Linked DNA regions of Homo sapiens: region 2 is linked to region 1. A link is a contact called in ENCODE Hi-C or POLR2A ChIA-PET data. All regions are on one chromosome and are shown on one strand. The core of a region is the stretch at or near the end of the contact, and the rest is flanking DNA. Distances in the headings are between cores, read along the strand shown. Region 1 holds the start of NCOA4 (nuclear receptor coactivator 4). Region 2 holds the start of ANTXRL (ANTXR like).

Region 1 (6,803 bases), core at 2,746-5,245:
TCCTGACCTCGTGATCCGCCCGCCTCGGCCTCCCAAGGTGCTGGGATTACAGGCGTGAGACACAGCGCCCGGCCCTATCATCATTTCTTTATGTCTCTTTTCTATATGTTTTTTCTTTTACATAGTGGATATCAAATTTTATATCACAGTTTTGTGGGCTGATTTTTCCACTTAATATTCTAGCACTGGGCTGGGCATGGTGTCTCACGCCTGTAATCCCAGCACTTTGGGAGGACAAGGTGGGTGGATCATTTGAGGTCAGGAGTTCGAGACCTGCCTGGCCAACATGGTGAGACCTCCCCCGCGCCGACCCGCCATCTCTACTAAAAATATAAAAATTAGCTGGGTGTAGTGGTGTGCTCCTGTAATCCCAGCTACTCAAGAGGCTGAGGCAGGAGAATCGCTTAAACCTGGGAGACGGAGGCTGAAGTGAGCTGAGATCGTGCCACTGCACTCCATCCTGGGTGACAGAGTGAAATTCATCTCAAAAAATTAAAGTAATAATAGTAATAATACATAAATATTCTAGCATTAGTATCATCTCATCTCATCAGAACTCTTCAAAATATTTGTATGTACTGCAGCTCAATTAGAGGTGGTCTCTGACTTTCATCAGCTTCTCCCTGGGCTCCATGACACTGGCCTGGAGTGACTCATTGCTCTGGTTGGTTGAGAGAGCTCCTTTGCCAACAGGCCTCCAAGTCAGGGCTGGGATTTGTTTCCTTTCCACATTCTAGCAACAATATGCTGGCCACTTCCTGAACAGGGAGGGTGGGAGGAGCCAGCATGGAACAAGCTGCCACTTTCTAGAGTAGCCAGACTTGCCCCTGGGCCTGTCAGCACCTACTGATGACCTTCTGTGCCTGCAGGATGGAATGTAGGGGTGAGCTGTGTGACTCTATGGTACAGACTGGTCCAGGTTCCTGGAGGTCACACTCTGGGGCTGCCAGCCAAAGGGTGCCCTTAAGTTGGAGTGTGGGTGACTTCCTGAACAGAGCTGGCACTGGGGAGGGGGTGCTCGGGGTCCTTTCTCTTCTAACAGGCCCCAGTTTTGTCTCAATGACAGTGTTTCTACACCTGTGGGTTATGACAAAGACAACTGCCAAAGAATCTTCAAGAAGGAGGACTGCAAGTATATCGTGGTGGAGAAGAAGGACCCAAAAAAGACCTGTTCTGTCAGTGAATGGATAATCTAATGTGCTTCTAGTAGGCACAGGGCTCCCAGGCCAGGCCTCATTCTCCTCTGGCCTCTAATAGTCAATGATTGTGTAGCCATGCCTATCAGTAAAAAGATTTTTGAGCAAACACTTGAATATGTGTGTCCTTTTAATTTATAATTTATGTATGCATTGATTTAATACACATTATAAAGAATACAAAACATTTAAAAAGGGAGACAAAACTACATATGAATGGCCGGGCACAGTGGCTCATGCCTATAATCCCAGCACTTTGGGAGGCCAAGGCAGGCGGATCATTTGAGGTCAGGGGATCGAGAACAGCCTGGCCAACATAGTGAAACCCCGTCTCCACTGAAATACAAAATTAGCGTGGTGGCAGGCACCTGTAGTCCCAGCTACTCGGGAGGCTGAGGCAGGAGAATCACTTGAACCCGGGAGGCGGAGGTTGCAGTGAGCCAAGATCACATCAGTGCACTCCAGCCTGGGTGACAGAGTGAGACTCCGTCTCAAAAAACAAGCAAACAAACAAACAAACCCAAACCCAAACAAAACAAAACAAAACAAAATACATATGAATAAAAGTTCTATTTTTCCTAAACTCTATAATAGGTCATTGTGCATCCCTTACTCAGGGGACCACTGCCACTCTTACTGTTTCTGATGTCTGCACTCTGCTGCCCGTGTCCTGCTGTCTGGTGAACGATGAAAAAAATGTGTGTCTTCAAGCTGGAATTAGATCCCTTCTTTTCTTTACGGTGTTCCTGTTTATCCCTCCTTCCTCTTCATCAGGAAGTGTCTTCTATGATGTGTCCCCCACATTCCTCTGTGTTTGCTTGAGGTCAAAGCAGCTTAGAACAAGAAACAGCTTAGAACAAGCCTGTAAAACAGCTTAGAACAAGCCTGAAGAAAGTGCCCCCAAGACCACATGCAGCCCGAGGGGAATTAAAGGCCAGGGGCTCTGCCTTGCAGATGGAGAGTGGCCTGGGTGCAAGGCCCCAGCATCAGCTACCTCTTGCTACACACAGACCACCGAAAACTTAGTGGCTTAAGACAACGACAACATTGATTCTCTTTTAACTGTTTCTGTGTTAAAGAACATCTGTTCACTCAACAGGTCTGTACTGAGCACCTGGGCCAGGCAGTGCTCTAGACCTGGGGATACAGCAGTGAACCAGAGAGATTTCAGGAGAGAACCCTGTTCTCCTGGGGCTTGGACTCAGCTGTGTGTACGTGACAGATCAGAAATGAGCAAACAGTCATCTGTTGAACAATCAGTGGGCAACTGATAAAGAGCTTTATTTTCCCCTGTCCCCTATCTGTTTAAACATGCTATGTGGGCCAGTTGAGCAATCTAGACAGGTCCCTTAGCTTTCTTGTTCACCTTCAGATAATTTAAAAAAGTGGTCTGAGTTACATTTTGAGTTACACAAAGTCTCATTCCAGGGGCTGCATCTGAATTGAGAGGGAATGGGGGACAGGAGAGTTAAGGGCTCCTTCTGCCTGAGGTCATGTTCTAGGCTGACTTCCTCATGGGACTTTTGTGGGCTTCTCTCTCCACAGCTCCCCTTCCACTCACAGCCTATGACTGTTATCTTAGCTTCTGCATCGTAATCTATGTCTCCTATTGTTTTCTAATGAGGTTGCCTTGCCCCTTGTAGCAGAGTCACTCTTGGATGAGATCCATAAAACCCTGCTATGATCACCTCCTTTGCTGCGGAATGTGGGGAAGCAGTTGGCAACTGAGTATGGAGGACCTCTGTCAAAACTGAGACAGAAAGAAGTGCTATTTAACATCTAGTCACAAGTAAATAATGTGGGTTATAATCTGGGCTGTAGGCTGGACGTGGTGGCTCATGCTTGTAATCCTAGATCAGGTGGGAGGATCGCTTGTGCCCAGGACTTTGAGACCAGTCTGGGTAACACAGCAAGACCCTGTCTCTACAAAAAAATTTAAAAACCGGGCATCATGGCGCATGTCTGTAATCCCAGCTACTCAGCAGGTTGAGGCAGGAGAATCGCTTGAACACAGGAGGCAGAGGTTACAGCAAGCCGAGATTGCGCCACTGCGCCTGAGCGACAGAGTCAGACCCTGTCTCAAAGAAAAAAGAAAAGAAAAAAAGAATCTGGGTTCTGCCATTTATTTATTTACTCAATTTTTTTTTTTTTTTTTTTTGAGACGGAGTCTTGCTCTGTCGCCCGGGCTGGAGTGCAGTGGAGCGATCTCGGCTCACTGCAACCTCTGCCTCCCAGGTTCAGGCAGTTCTGCCTCAGCCTCCCGAATAGCTGAGGCTATACGCGCGAGCCACCACGCCTGGCTAATTTTTTTGTATTTTTAGTAGAGAAGGAGTTTCACCGTGTTAGCCAGGATGCTCTCCATCTTCCGACCTCGTGATTCGCCCGCCTCGGCCCCCAACGTGCTGGGATTACAGGCGTGAGCCACTGCTCCCGGCCTATTAACTCAATCCTTAGAAAAACAAATGTGGCAAAGGTGGAATCATACAACATATGGCCTTTTGTGTCTTACGATATTCATTTTTGCATCTGAATGTTCAAACTAAATAATATCTACCTTGTGAGGCCATCTGAATCACTTAGGATGGTCCTTGGCACCAAATTTGCCTTCAAAAAAGCATTTGCTTCATTTAATTTCGATTTATTCACGAAGGACTAAAGGACACTGCAAGGGCGGGGAGGGAGTGTGCGCCTGCGCTCTGCGCCTCCTAGAGGGCAGTCAAGGGCTTCTGGCTGACCCGAGCGGAGATCTCGCGAGACTGTCAGACGTATGGCGAGAGGTGTGGGAGGAAGATTGTGTTGTCGCGAGAACTCTGCCTTTGGGCCGTAGGTTAGTGTGGGGCCGTGTCTCAGTCCACCCAAGGTCTCCTCGGATCGCCTGGAGAGGCACTCGGACCTGGTAAGAACGCTGTGGGCCGGGTGGAGGCTCGATGACCGCTGGCCCGCTGGGCCCGGGCTTGTCCGCCCCTTCCCGACCCGACCGACACCGGGACCGGTCTGCCTTCTCCTTCCCTTCCCTCCCCTCCACACGCCAGGCCCGGGCACCTCTTCCTGCCTGCCCGCCGGGCCCGGGCCTGTCTTCTCCCCTTCCGGCCACACGCCGGGCCCGGGCCTACGTTCTCGCCTTCCCGCCACACGCCGGGCCCGGGCTTGTCTTTTCCTCCCCGACCCTCCTCGTGCCCGGCCGTGGGCCTGTCCTTTCCTCCCCGACCCTCCTCACACCCGGCTCGGACACCTCCTGCTCCCCGCCGGCCTTCCCCTCTCTTTAGGTGTGACAGCTCCAAGTTTCCTGTTTCTCTCGCCTCTTGCTTGGATGTGGGGCGAGGCGAGGTCTGTTTTGCCGGACGGGCACAGAACATAATCCATTTCTAGCTTGTCAGGTGGAAATGCAAAGAAGATATTGGGTTTTTTTGGCCCTCTGTGTGCCAAACACATACTGTCACATTTAATTCTCCCAATAATCCCGAAAAGTAGCTTGATTATCTCTGTTTTACAGCTGAGAAGAGTAAGGCTTGCTCATTCATTGGTTCATTCCACCAGCAATCATTTATTTGGTGCCTGTATGTTCAGGATGTTGAGGATAGCAATGAAAAAAATGGACACCTAATTCTCATGGAACTAAATTCTTGTTGTGGGGAAAACAATAATCATAATCTTACGTGGCACGGGATTTAACATGGAATGATGCCATCAAGAATGGCAGAAGTAGAATGACAGAAGTCAGAGTGCTGAATTTATCTGACCCCAAAGGCAGAGCTTTTTTACTTTTAACTGTGCCTTTTTGTGTCACTTTCTAATCAGGGTCGGGTTCACCACAGTAATTGCCTTTTGGATGGACTTAGCTTTCCACCACGCACTTGGTAATTTGGAACTAAGTTTATAGAGACTCTTGAGTTACTTATTGGAATGAGGATGGCACAGGAAGTCATAGTTGGCCCATTTTTATACCGAGATCCTAGTGTGACATTTCCAAACTTTAAAGTACTTGAGACCGTTTGAGAAAGACTTACCCTAAGGATGCAGTGGCTTAGGCAATTTACTTGGTTTTCTCATTTGAAGATTTGCTAGCTTGCAGATTTGTTCAGATAAGTAAATGAGATTATGTATGTAAAGTCCAGCACAATAACGTTCCTTTCATTTTCTCCTTTCCTGCCTTCCAGGGAGCCTTTGTCCTTGGGTCTCTAAGGAAAATCCTACTCTTTGAAAGTTTTGTGGTAGTTTTTATCTAAATAAATCTCTACAATTACATTATTACCTTTGTGCAAACAGGCATTTCGGAAATGGAAAAACATGTTGAGCTATGGAAGGGGAGGAAGATGTCCTTCTCAAAGGGAGAGAAGATATTTTAGAACTACATAGTACCCCTCACCCCCCCCTTTTTTTTTTTTTTATTAAATCAGTATAGCTGTGCCAGAATCTCAGGATCCGGTGTAGGGGTTTCATAAAACTCCATAGGATATCCTGACACATATCCCTCCCCCGGTTGAGAGTCCCTAAGTTAGTGTTTTATAATACTTTCCCTCACATAGTGTTAGCATTCAGAGCCAGTCATTGCTGCTGCTGATGGACTTTGAACTCAGTCTCTTATTTCAAAGAATTAGTATTTTCTGCTTGGTTGGTGAATCTATGACACGAGTTCTCCTCTAGGTGGCAAGCTCACCATTGTGTTCTCAGGGACTATCACAGTAGTGTCAGTTTAGGTACTCAATAAATAGTTGTTGGATGAATACATAATACCTTAATACTTAATGATTCCTTCAACATACCAGGTGTGGTTAGGGACTTTGGACTCAGATCTGGGATTAAATCTTGGCTCTTCTACTTGGGAGTTTGTGACTGTAGGTAATATATTTAACCTTGTCAAGTCTGCTTTTTTTTTTTTTTTAATTAATGGTGATGATAATAGCCACTTTAATGAGGGCTAATTGAGATAGTGAGTTTTTTAAAAAAAGGCTCGGCACATAGTAGACTAGATGTAAATACTTACTGAATTCATTTACTCAGTAATTAATTGTTGAACACCTACTATACAACAGTGAACAAAAAGACAAAGTCCCCGCCATGTGGAACTTACCTTCTAGTATGTTTTCTGAAGGGAGATCAGAAAATAAATGGTTGCTACGTGCCAGACTGTGGTTAGTACTATGGAGAGTAATAAAGCATATTAAGGGGGATTGGAGGCAAGACTTTTAAAAATAAAAGATGGTGAGGAATGGCCTCAATGAGAAGATGACCTCTGAGCAGACACCTGAAGGAAGTGAAGGCCTGGGCTCGAGGATACCTGGAGGAAAGCGCAAGGGCCCTGAGGCAGAAGCATCCTTGTTAAGCTAAAGGAGCAGCAGGAGGAGAAGAGTAAGGGTAGAGGGGAAGAGTAGGTAGCAGTCATGAGGTTTCTGCAAGAGTCCTGGAGAGAGATGATGGTAATGAAATTGATGAACTTTATGTCTTTCTTTGTTATATCCTGTTCTTTGACTAAAAGTAATAAAAATAGGTAATACTTCTATAGCTCTTAATGTGCATCAGGCACTATTTTAAGTGCTTTACATATATTAGTCATCAGATCTTTCCAAGAAAGTATACCTAGCCTCAGAAAATGAAGATTTGTCACTC
Region 2 (6,803 bases), core at 1,774-4,273, 260 kb before region 1:
TACAGAGAAATATTATTCAGCCATAAAAGGGATGAAATTCTGATGGATGCGACAACATGGGATAAACTTGAAAACATTATGCTAAGTGAAAAAGGTCAGACAGAAAAGGCCAAATATTATATGTTTGCTTGATTACATTGTGTGACTCCCCTTACATGAAGTACCTACAATAGGCAAACTCATAGATAGAGAAAATACACTAAAGGTCACTAGGGCTTGGGGAAGGGAGGAATGGGGAGTTATTGTTTAATGGAAATAGAAGTTTTTTGGGTTTTGATGGGGATGGGGTTTGAGACAGGGTCTCACTCTGTCGCCCAGGATGGAGTGCAGTGGTGTAATCTTGACACACAGCAGTCTTGACCTCTCAGGCTCAAGCGATCCTCCTGCCTCAGCTCAGGCTGAGTAGCTGGGAGTGGAGGCACACATCACCATGCCTGGCTAATTTTTGTATGTTTTGTATGGACAGGATTTTGCATGTTTCCCAGGCTGATCTTGAACTCCTAGACTCAAGCGATCCTCTTGCCTTGGCTCCCAAATTGCTGGGATTACAGGAGGGAGCTACTGCTCCCGGCTGAGAATAGAGTTTCAATACGCAATGATGAAACATTTCTGGAGATGGATGGTGGTGATTGCACAACACTGTGAATGTACTTAATGCCGCTGAATTGTACACTTAAAAATGGTAAATTTTTGTTATGTATGTTTTCCCACAATTAAAAAATTACTCAAAAAATACAAGGGGTCATTCCCACTTAGAGCCCTCAAATGTCACCTGGCCAAGAATAGGAGCGCATGGGAGGCTGATTCATTTTCTTCCAGCTCAATCCAATCAATGAACAAGTGAATAATGAGTCTCATGAATAAGCTGGACGCTAATGACCAAAGAGCCTGCCTGCAGGCAGTAGATGTTGTTTCTGCCTGGAGGATTACCGCAAGTTTCTCAGGGTCCCGCCCAGCTGCGTGGTCTTTGGATGGGCTTTGGAGTCACAAAATCCAGAGTTTCAATTCAGCACCATGGTCTATCTGGAGGCTGTGGTGGGTCATTCCCTGGCCATGACCTGGCTCATTGCCTCCTCCTTAGAATGGGGCAATGCCCTTTACCCCCAGCCTTGTTAGGAAGACTCATTAAGGTTGCTTTTGTCTGCTCCCTTTACATCCACTCTAGGCACTCCCTCTGCATTCCCCCTCATCCAGTCTGTCTGGGATTACATCAGGGCCTCTGCAGTTCCTGTGAGTTTCTAGCCTGTGGCTCTGCCTTGCCTGGCAGGTCCCTTCATCCCCATCCTCTGTCATCGCCTCTGACCTGCAAATTCTCCCTTCATCCTCATCACACTTGGCAAGGTGAAAATGAAGATACCCTTTTTACAGATGGGGGACACGAAGGCACAGAATGATGAAGCAACTTGCCCAAGACTATGTGGCTAGTGAGTGGACTCTGCCTGTCTCCAGAACTGAGTTGCTCCTTCCCCAAGAGTAGCAGAACAGTCAGAAACCATGGGAATTGGTGGGCTGGGGTACACGTCCCCTAACCATTAGTATCCAGGAGGAATGAGAAAAATCAGAGGAATTTCAACCTGCGATGCTGGAAAGTGTGCAGCACAGGAAGCCGGAGTCTTGTCACACTAGCTGTCTCTGGATGCTTCCCCAACCTCCAGGAGCCACCCTTGTCCAGGAACCAGATAGAAAAATACCTGTACTACTCACAGCCCAGGATTGTGGTGAGGTGCCAGGAGTGCAGGGGAAGGGCTTTGGAGGCCAGAAAGTGCTGCAACATTCTCCTGAAGATTGCACCACTGCTGCTACTGAATAAGCACAGAGTATTACCACCCAGCAGGAGGAGCAGGAAAGGGAACCAAGGCAATCTCTCCAAAGCTGAACATTTGCCTCTTTTCTTTCCTGGTGAGCCAGAAGGTGCCTAATACGTAGCCCAGCTTCCCCAGGGCCAGCCTGAAACAGACCAAACTGTTCTGAAAGTGTAGGAACTATCGCGTGGCTCTCCAAGTTGCAGAAGAGGCACTTAGAAGCAGCCAACCAAAGGCCTTCTCTAAGCAGTGACATTAGAATGCCCAACACAGGCAACAAAGCAATCTCTGTGGGGCCCAGTAAAATAGAAGTCATTTGCGTGAAAAAACAAACAAGCAAAACAACACAGAAACCCCAAACATCCGCAGTGAGCATCTGAGAACTGCTGAGAGGCAGGTCCGAGCAATCATCTGTTGCAGCAGCGTGAGGATGAGGATGCTGACCCAGCTGATGGAGGGGTAGGGAATCGTCCAGAACCCCTTTGGTGGCTTTTTTCCTCATCCAGGAGATGAAGCACCAGGGAAAAGAAAGCCAGGGCATTCTTTCTGCCTCAGAAAAACAGGAGGCCTAGGTCTGGTCTGACCAAAGTTTGGCCCTGCTTCTGTGACGGAAGCTTGCATCTCCTTGAGTGGTGTCCTGTCCCTAGTGAAAAAGAGACAGTGGCTCCTGAGGGTGACCCAGGGCCAGAGCTAGAAGGGACACTCACTTGTCCAAGATGAAGTAGAGGTCAAATGAGCCCTGGCATCTGTGACCTGCTTGCCCCTGGCGCCAGTGCTGCCTCCATCCTGGGCCATGGTGGTGGTGGGCTCTCCTGGAGCCCAGGGCCAGGCGGTGAAATATTCTCCAGTCAGGTCCATGGTACCGAAGGCTTCCTGCTCTAAAAAGCGGTGGAGGAAGCAGCAGCAGCAGCAGGAAGACCAGGAAGTAGGGCCCCAGGGACTCATGGCTCCCCATTATCTGGCTGTCCCTGTGACCCCACCTCACTCTTGGGTGCCTGTGCCAGGGCCCAGAGAGGCTGAGCACAGGCCCCTTCTTTGCCGCCTCCCCTTATGCCCGGGGCCACACCCCTCCTCCTGCCCTTTCACCAGTGCACACTATGGCCCTCCACCAGGTACCTCCCCAGATCGCAGGGACTAGGGTCAGCAGCTGGCTCTGGGAGACTTGCTTCCAGCTACCTGCCTGGCCCTTCCCCCACCCTGGGGACAGAATTCTCTGTTATGGTTGACAGGAAGGTTGACATGGTGACTTTGTGACCTGCAGCTCTTCCCAATGTCCTGCATGTTGACAACATCAGGGGGAGGCACAGGACCTTTGGAGGGGCTACAAGAGGAAGCCTCCATTTCCCTTATAACAGCCCTCACAGTGTCCCTTAAAACCACTAGACCCTGCTGTTTGTTCATTGGAAGAGTTAGCCCAGGTGAGTTAGGTGAGGACATTGCTGTGGGTGAGGAGGTCAAGGACTGGGAGGCCAGAGTGTTGGCAATGGGAGGTTATTTGTGTGACACTGAAGTCCCCCAGGAGATGGCAGTTCGGGAAGGAGATGGAAACTGCAGTGTTGCCAGAGTCTTTGTGAATGAGGGACATTCCGGTTCTCTACTGCTGTGTAACAGACCACCTACATTTAGGGACACAGAACAGGCCCATTTTATTATGCTCACAGGTTCTGAGGATCAGGCACTCAGGGCGGAGTTAGGAGGGCTCCTCATGTCTGGGGCCCCATAACTTGAAGGATTGGGCACTGGAATTATCTGGAGGCTGCTCCACTCACAAGTGTGGCTCCTAGGCAGGAGGGCCCAAAACCTGGGCTCAGCTGGGACTGTGAATGGAGACCCTGCATGTAGCCTCCCCGTGTGACCTGGGCTTCCTCCCAGCATGGCAGCTTCAGGGTGCTTGGGCTTTTACAGGTGGCCCAGAGGTCCAAGAGTGAGTATTTTCAGTGAGCACGGCAGAAACTGTAGAGCTTTTTATGACATCACCTTGGAAGTCACACAGTGTCACTTCCACTGTGCTCTATTGGTCCAAGCAGTCACAGCTGCCAAGAGTCAATGGGCAGGAACACAGGCCCCCTCTCTAGGGAAAGAATGTGGACAGGTTCACATCCCAGTGTCAAAACTGCTGTATGACCAACGCTTTGAATAGCAGAGAGGTTACAGTGTGTGGAAAGACGTAGGCACCAATGAGTGAGACTCAAACAGGACTCAGAAAAGTCAGACTGTAACTGTTAGAAACACCTTAATCAATTTTATTTTATTTTGTATGCACAAGAGTGATATCCAATTAAAAATCGTTCTCTAATAAGTCTAAAATATATCTTTCAATATGTGTAATATACAAATTACAAGTGATAAAAGTATTGGGTTAGTTTTTTGTTCTTTGATTTCTTTTGTTTTGGAACTGTATTTAATATAATAGAGTATCTTAAATAAGGGGTATTTCAGAATGAATGAAGCCCAGTATATTTCCTTCAAAAGCATATTTGAGCTATCTTGCTTCATTCTTCTTGATACTTGGTATTAGCATACTTTAATATTTTTGCCTGGTGGTAAGTCATCTCCTTGTGGTTTACTTTTTTCTTATTTTATTTATTTATTTTTTTGTAGAGACAGGGTCTTGCTATGTTTCCCAGGCTAGACTCCACCTCCTGGCCTCAAGGGATCCTCTGGCCCTGGACTCCCAAGCGCTGAGATTAGAGGTGTGTGAGCCACCCTCACTGCCCTCTTTGTGGTCTTAATTTGCTATTTCCTAATTACTAATGGGAACTGGTCACCTACTCACTTGATTTTGGTCGTTCATGGTTCCTCTTTGAAGTGCCTATTTAATGCCGGCATCCATTCTTTGCTTCAGGTGTTTTTCTCTTTCACATTGACTCAATAACAGTCTTTATATATCCTGGATACTAATCCTTTATCACTTGCTGCAAGTATCTTCTTTTACTCTGTGGCTTGTTTTTTTCACTTCATTTATTGTTTTTTAAACAAAGCCTAAGTTCTTAATTTTAACGTACTTGAACTGACATTTTCTACCCTGGCCCCCTCCCACCCTTAGTTCCCAGACACCTCTTATGATCTGGGGTCGAGGAGCCCGCCTTCCTGGCGGTCTCAGCTGGGGCCTGGGGAGCGAAGGCGGCGGGCGCTCGCGGGAGGAGCTGCGCGATTCGGATGCTGGGGAGGTGAAGCTCGCGGGGCCGCCAGGCCGCCGGGGTAAGGAAGGCCGGGAGGCCGCGGGGGTCCACGGCGCGGAGGGAGCCGCAGGCACCGGGCACAGCCCTCGCCCATCGCCGAGACCCGGCAGGCCCAGGAGCCAGAGGGCGGCGGCGTGAGAGGGAACCGCCTCCAAAGGACGCCCTCGCCCTCCCGCAGGCATAGTCGCAGGCGCCAGTCCCGGTCCGAGCCAGCTGGGGGTGGCTCCGGGGAGCTGAGCCGGGGGAGGGCCGGGCCGCCCAACGGATCAATAGGGGGGTTTCTCCCAGGTTGCCGTTTCTCTGGCCCGCGACGCCCTACCCGCCGGAGCCGCCCAACCGCAAGCCCCGCCCCGAAGGCGGGTGCAGCCAGGAAGGCGGGGCCTGGTGGCCTCTGGGCGCTGGCGCCAAGTTCAGAGCCGCGCCCTGGGCTGGGCGGTGGCGGCCGCGTCTGCACTTCCCCCCCTGCGCGCCTCTGGAGAGCCCGGGAGAGACGCACCCTCAGGTCGGCCAAGACCGAGAACAAGCGGGCGCGGGCAGCGGAGCCCATCTCACTTGCACGAAAGGCAGCGTTCTTGAGTCCTGCCTTTGACGGCGGGGGGTTCTTCCCTTCCCTCTGTCAGCTTCCTCCAGCTCTCTCCCATGTCCTTTCCGAGTCCCATTGCTGTCCCTGTCTCTTGCCTCTCTGCTTCTTGTCTCCTTGTCCTCTCCTGTTTCTCTCATCTCTCCCTTTTTCTTGTGTCCGCCTTGTTGGCTATTTCTCTTTTATCCTTTTTCCTTCTCTCTCTTTCGGCCTCTCCCCTCACTCTCCCTATAGGCTTCCTTCTCTCTTGCAAGCAAGAATTCTTCTTATGTTTTTCCCCTAAGGTGACTTCTTGGCCATAATCGTTTGCATCCACCCCTCCCCGCCCCAGCCCTCTCTCTGTTCATCTTGTAGTGCCCCATTATTCTCATCCAGGGCTTGTGCTAGGTGCTGGCGTCTTCAGCCCAGATCCTTTCTCCAACAGAGTATATACAAAGATCTGCACATGTAACCCGTTCAGTGCCTTTCCTGGGAAAAAGTACATAGATGATCAAATTATAAATCTCTGAATTTTCAGGGTCACCTGAAAAAAATACCTGGTTTTAGATACAAGACAATTGAATCCTTTTCTTGACATTTTGCGTTTACTCATAGAGGCACAGACAGCACAGCAGGAAGCTAAGCCTTGCAGAAGCTTTTAGGGGACATTGCCACCCACACCTTCTGTGCAATGCCAGGTGCAGGGGAGGCAAGGGACAGGATACAGACCTGGGTTGTGGGAAGACAGTGGGAGGCCAGGGCTTTGCACTTGAAACATTTGGGTGAGACTGACTGGAAATAAGAAATTAACAGTAAATTTCTAAAATATGTAGTTGCTTTGCCTCCTCAGAAATAATGGAACCTGATGTTGTGGTATATTGTGATCTTTAATGATATTCCAGCTTTTGACCAGCTTCTGTGGAACATCTCTACCCTGCCCTGCAGACTACCCTGTGACTCCTGGAAGTCTAGGTCCTTTGTTGCATGGAGAGGATGCAAACCACGTGCTGCAGCTCCCGATGCCTTTTCCGAGCAGATTCCTCAGAGGGGGTGCCTGACATCAGAGATGAATTTCAGCCAATGCCTCCGAAGAGGCAGATGCAGAAACCTCACTCCTCTCAGTAACCCTGAGCAAAGCACTCAACCTCTCTGAGCCTCGGGTTTCCATCTGTAAAATGGGCTCAAGCTAAGTTGTCTCTCCAGACTGTCAGGCGGCGCGCAGGGAGGAGGTGCAGACGCGGCCGCCACCGCCAAGCGCCC

The links. Hi-C counts contacts between places; a loop is a spot of excess contacts on that map. ChIA-PET counts read pairs that join two places held with the same protein, here RNA polymerase II (POLR2A). Pooled maps may share reads with other maps.
Region 2: a loop to region 1 is called in a map of CD8-positive, alpha-beta T cell, with 12 times the contacts of the local background. The contact joins the promoter of ANTXRL here to the promoter of NCOA4 in region 1. A Hi-C loop is called at or near these places in 7 of 168 maps with a recorded cell type or tissue (CD8-positive, alpha-beta T cell, OCI-LY7, PC-9 and 3 more), 5 of 37 single-sample maps with no recorded cell type and 20 of 50 pooled maps. POLR2A ChIA-PET finds 5 or more read pairs at or near these places in 6 of 52 experiments (activated CD4-positive, alpha-beta T cell, activated CD4-positive, alpha-beta memory T cell, activated T-cell and 3 more).

Annotation. Positions count from the first base shown.
Region 1 is chr10:46,027,815-46,034,617 of GRCh38, reverse strand. It overlaps NCOA4 (nuclear receptor coactivator 4), which reads left to right and starts at 3,995. Exons shown (of 10, transcript NM_001145263.2): 1 at 3,995-4,092. LOC105378287 (a long non-coding RNA gene) reads right to left here and starts at 3,843. Exons shown (of 3, transcript XR_945923.4): 1 at 3,751-3,843; 2 at 1,834-2,029. It overlaps MSMB (microseminoprotein beta), which reads left to right. Exons shown (of 4, transcript NM_002443.4): 4 at 1,067-1,305. The coding sequence ends at 1,196. RefSeq lists an enhancer at 3,950-4,019 and a silencer at 4,380-4,469.
Region 2 is chr10:46,283,217-46,290,019 of GRCh38, reverse strand. It overlaps ANTXRL (ANTXR like), which reads right to left and starts at 3,023. Exons shown (of 17, transcript NM_001278688.3): 1 at 2,510-3,023. The coding sequence starts at 2,757. LOC105378577 (a long non-coding RNA gene) reads right to left here and starts at 5,170. Exons shown (of 1, transcript NR_160731.1): 1 at 4,023-5,170. RefSeq lists a silencer at 4,980-5,469.